2 separate regions of the Homo sapiens genome follow, and region 1 is linked to region 2. Evidence: read pairs that join two places in POLR2A ChIA-PET (ENCODE). Cell type or tissue: GM12878. All regions are shown on one strand.

Region 1 (2,500 bases), 190 kb before region 2:
GTTGCCCAGGCTGGAGTGCAATGGTGCGATCTCGTCTCACTGTAACCTCCTCCACCTGACTTCAAGCGATTCTCCTGCCTCAGCCTCCTGAGTAGCTGGGATTACAGGAATGCGCCACCATGCCCGTCTAATTTTTGTATTTTTAGTAGAGATGGGGTTTCTCCATGTTGGTTAGGCTGGTCTCGAACTCCCAACCTCAAGTGATCCACCTACCTCGGCCTCCCAAAGTGCTGGGATTACAGGTGTGAGCCACCGCGCCTGGCCCTCATTCAATATTTTCTATGTAACTTACTCACATTGCTTCATGTATCAGTAATAGGCTCTTGTAAATTTCTATGTGGTATTCTATTGTATGACTGTATCATAATTGTCCCATTTACTGCTGATGGATATTTGGATTCTTCTTATATATTAAAAAAATTCACAAACACAAAAGACCCACTTTAATAAACTTTACAAAAACATTTCAGAAAAGGAATGTTTATGCTCTGTTTAGGCACGGTGGCATTTCTGTTTCCTGAACACGCCAAGTGCATTCAAATCTTGAGGTCTTTGCACTTGACATTCCATCTCGAACAATTTTCTCAAGATTTTTACTTGCCTGGTTTCTTCCTGTTATTCCAGATCTTAGCCCAAGTGCCATTTCCTCAAAGAGGCCTACTTTAATCTCTCAGTTGAGAGTAGTCCCCTTTGCAATTTGTCTTCAGGGCCCTTATCACTGTCTCAGTTTATCTTATTTGTTGTCTGTTTCCCTTCTACTGGAATGAAAATTCTGTGAGAGCAGGGATCTTTTCTGTCATGTTTACTGCTGTGTTCCCAGTGCTTGTGCCCAAAAGGTACTCAAAAAAAATTTGTCGAATGAATGAGTGAATAAATGTCGGATCTGTACATATTTTTCCCCCTAAACTATTTACTTTTGTTTCGCTCTTTTTTTTTTTTTTTTTTTTGAGACAAGGGCTGGCTCTGTTGCTCAGGCTGGATGCAGTGATGTTAGCTCACTGCAACCTTTGCCTCCTGGGCTCAAGACATCCTCCTGTTTCAGCGTCCCGAGTATCTGGGATTACAGGCTCCCGCCATCACGCCTGTCTAATTTTCATATTTTTAGTAGAGACGGGGTTTTGCCATGTTGCCCAGGCTGTTCTCGAACTCCTGAGCTCATGTGATCTGCCCGCCTCGGCTTCCTAAAGTGCTGGGATTACAGGTGTGAGCCACCACGCCTGGTGTGCACATTTACTTTTATTCATTTTCCTTCTTTCCCCTTCCTTTTTTCTTTTCTTCTCTTCTTTTCCTTCTATACTGGTTGAAGTATTTTAGGATGTTTACCTTAGCATCTAGCTATAACATTGTTTTTGTTTGCCTCAATGTGAAGAGAGGGTGATACTTGGTGACAGTCCATTACAAATGTGAACCTAAGGCTGGGTGCAGTGGCTCACGCCTGCAATTCTAGCACTTTGGGAGGCTGAGGCAGGTGGATTGCTTGAGTTTGAGACCAGCCAGGGCAACATGGCAAAATCCTGTTTCTATAAAAAATACAAAAAATTAGCTGGGTGTGGTGGCGCGCACCTATAGTTCTAGCTACTTGGGAGGCTGAAGCGAGAGGATGGCTTGAGCCCAGGAGGTGGAGGTTGCAGTAAGCTGAGATCATGTCACTGCATCCAGCCTGGACAACAGAGCCAGACTCTGTCTCAAAAAAAAAAAAAAAGGCCGGGCATGGTGGCTCATGCCTGTAATCCCAGCACTTTGGGAGGCCAAGGCGGGTGGATCACGAGGTCAGGAGATCGAGACCATCCTGGCTAACATGGTGAAACTCCGTCTCTACTAAAAATACAACAAAATTAGCCAGGTGTCTCAGCTACTGGGGAGGCTGAGGCAGGAGAATGGCGTGAACCCAGGAGGCGGAGCTTGCAGTGAGCTGAGATGGCGCTGCTGCACTCCAGCCTGGGCGACAGAGCGAGACTCCGTCTCCAAAAAAAAAAAAAAAAAAAGAAAAAAATTAGCTGGGTGTGGTGGCACACATCTGTAGTCCCAGCTACTCACAAGGCTGAGGCACAAGAATTACTTAAACCCAGGAGGCGGAGGTTGCAGTGAGCCGAGATTGCACCACTGCACTCCAGCCTGGGTGACAGAGTGAGACTCTGTCTCAAAAAACAAAAAAAAGTTGTATAACTTGTATCTTCCAGAGAGAAGTGACAGCAGCTCACGTGACTAACAGTCTTTCAGGTTTAGGAATAAAAGCCTTCATTGATTTACCATTCAGTTGAGGGGATTTGAAACCATTTGTAAGTTTGATAGTAGGTGAAATTAGTATTGAAAAGTTGCCTGATTCTTTTTTATAATTTGTCTATGTCTTATGTCTGAGACACTGCCTTAAAGCCTAAACTGACATTTCTGTGGGATTACTGTGCCTTTGCTGTATTTGCTTCTTTGCCAGAAGGATTTAAAAGCTTGGATCAACAGGGGTCATAGCATAGTCACAGAATGTTTCTTTCTCTCCTTTATT
Region 2 (2,500 bases):
GCCTGATATCCAGTATCTGACAAGAATTGTTTCCCAGTTCTCAGTTACTCTATCAAGTGGAAGTTCTGAACTACTTTAAAATACTGCATACCCTGAGTTGCCCAACTGAATTTTTTGAATTTCACATATTTTTCAGAGAACCTTCCCTTATATTAACTATTCATCTATATCTATATATCTATATCTATATCTATATATATCATCTCCACCTACTTCATTCTCTTTCTTCCCTCCTCTTTTCTCAGTTACTACAGAGGGAAGTCTCAAATGGGTGTTGGAAATGGTATATATAGTGAGCATTTTTATGTCCTTTTTAAGATAATTTACTAAAACATTTCTGATATTCCCTTTCCCCGTTTTTTTTCCATCTATTCTTGGGTCCAAGTGCTAGCCTTAACTAACATTGATCATTTACAAAGGCTCAACCTTCATATCTCTCAACAGTAAGGAGAGTTTGAACCTGAAGCTTTTGGGTCTCTAATATTTTATCCTTTTAACTGTCTGCTTGGTCACTGTGTCTCTTTGAGACCCTCCATCTGCCCATGGACCAGAGGGGTAAGCCGATAGCATTTAAAGGAATTTAACAGTCTCCTCTGGGTACTAGTTAGCATTGGAGCTCATGAATCTAATTGTTTTCCTTGTTGTCTGAGATACAACTCTTTTGGTTGCTATATGCAAACAAGTGCTAAAAATGGCTCAGCAACTCTTTGAACCTGGCTGCTCAAAGATCACCATGTTTCTCTGCTTAGATTGTTTTGGACAGTTATCTAATAAGTACACTGCACAGCTGAGCTGAATTTATGCAGTTGGAATCCATCGCTACATTGAACACACCTCAGAAAGTCATTTCAGAATGGATCAAACATAATTTCTGAGAAACCATAGCTATAGCTTGTATATTTTGAGAGTAGAGTGACATCCTCTCCCATTCGTTTCATCTTTTGCTCATCTTTTGTACAGGATTTATTTATTTCAGTGTCAGGGCTGAGCCTTGAAGAATCTGCCTTTCAGGTGATTGCCCTGATGGAGTCTAGGCTGTCAGTGTCAGTCACAGATATGTCCAAGCTAATGGTTGGTCCTTCCTGCAGCTGCTGTCTCAGGGGCCCTGCTACACTTGTGTAGAATTTTGCACTCACAATTAGCTACTACAGTAATGTAAAGAGGAAGAGGTGGTAAACAAAAGAGAAAAAACCTTGGGTTCCTTATTTTCCCAGTCTTAGAAGGTGTGACACTATCTCAATCTAGCTGCCCATTCACTGGTCAGTTAAGCAGCTGACTCCAAACCATACTTAGTGTTACTGGCTCAACCTTCTATGTCCTTACATCTGTGGGTGTGCCTGTTGATGGTGGTTTATCTTGATTCCTCAGTTTGCATGTTAGCTCCGTAAAGGCAAGACTTGGCTCTGAGGGCTTTTGAAGCCTGTCAAAGAATGCTGAGAACAGTGCAGAAGGTACATCAGGGTCTAACTCTAATCTTACCACGTGACCTTGATGAGAGATTACTTTCTTTTTTGGTTGGGCCTGTGTTACTAAATTAGTCAGCAAACATGTTGACTGTTTGTTGTTTCTTAGGACTCTGTTAGACATTATGAAAATCCATAATGTCACACTGAGCCTCCTTCAGAGTGCTAAGCATCTAGCTATGAGAGATTTCAGTGAGGAAATCAGTCGTAATGGCATGTTGTTTCTCTAGGAGAGGGCCTGCCACTCTGCCTGCGTCCACCTGCTAATGCACGAACCCTAAAGCAGTATATTCTTTCCTCCACAGGAAATCCCTCATTGGGAAACCTGTAGAATGCAAATGTCTTCCAGAAAGGGTGGGGACAGATGAGAGGAATTTTTTTATTTATGGATGGGGTTGAAAGGGAAGCTGTGGAAATAGGTCACTTCTCCCAATTTCAGGCCCTAAAAAATAGTTATTCATAGGGTCATATCAAGGCAAAAGAAAATAGTAGTAATAGCTACACTTCTTAAGTGCTTTCTGTGTGCCAAGCATAGAAAGCTTTCAATACATTGTCTTATTTAGTCCTCAGAACCAGCTATATATGATGAAGTTATTAGTATTTCCACTTTAAAGATGAACAAACAGGCTTACCCAGCTCCATCCTGCTGCTAACTGGTGAAGATAGGATATGAGTCCAGGCAGGCTAACTCTAGAGCCGTGCTCTTAACCACTATGCCATCTTGACTATCACTAGCTACTAATTGGAACTTTTCAGCACCCAGGTACAACTAGACCCAACAGTGACCTGCCAAGATCTTTACTTAGAGAACATCTTTGCAGTGCTGTGCTTCTTGTTTAGCTTTAACTAATCTTGAATTTGGAAGAATATGGGTTTTAGGGAAAGAAGAATTGGCTTTTGCTTCTCCCTTATCAGAATCCCTCTTCTAAGCTGTCCAGCATCTGACTACCACTTAACATAATTGTTACAATGCCATCAAGAGGCTCTGCCTAGGCTGCTGAAATTGCAAGGTTAGGGACAGACCTTTATTGCTTCTG

What was found. Peaks named below come from ENCODE experiments on the same cell type or tissue, not always from the same donor. Only the 100,000 strongest peaks of a DNase experiment are listed, where the experiment ranks them.
Region 1: POLR2A ChIA-PET joins it to region 2 with 6 read pairs; 6 of 35 experiments call an interaction of 5 or more read pairs at or near these places.

The regions. Positions count from the first base shown.
Region 1 is chr10:102,043,577-102,046,076 of GRCh38, reverse strand. All of the region lies in intron 1 of ARMH3 (armadillo like helical domain containing 3), which reads left to right. Among named protein-coding and RNA genes, the nearest start is that of ARMH3, 11 kb to the left of the region's middle. In GM12878, no CTCF peak of the experiment used is centred here; no DNase peak of the experiment used is centred here.
Region 2 is chr10:101,857,938-101,860,437 of GRCh38, reverse strand. The region is part of intron 24 of ARMH3 (armadillo like helical domain containing 3); the gene reads left to right. The region is part of intron 2 of LOC101927445 (a long non-coding RNA gene); the gene reads right to left. Among named protein-coding and RNA genes, the nearest start is that of KCNIP2, 15 kb to the right of the region's middle. In GM12878, no CTCF peak of the experiment used is centred here; a DNase peak (open chromatin) is centred at 1,477; H3K4me3 peaks cover 1,537 bases; H3K27ac peaks cover 2,500 bases.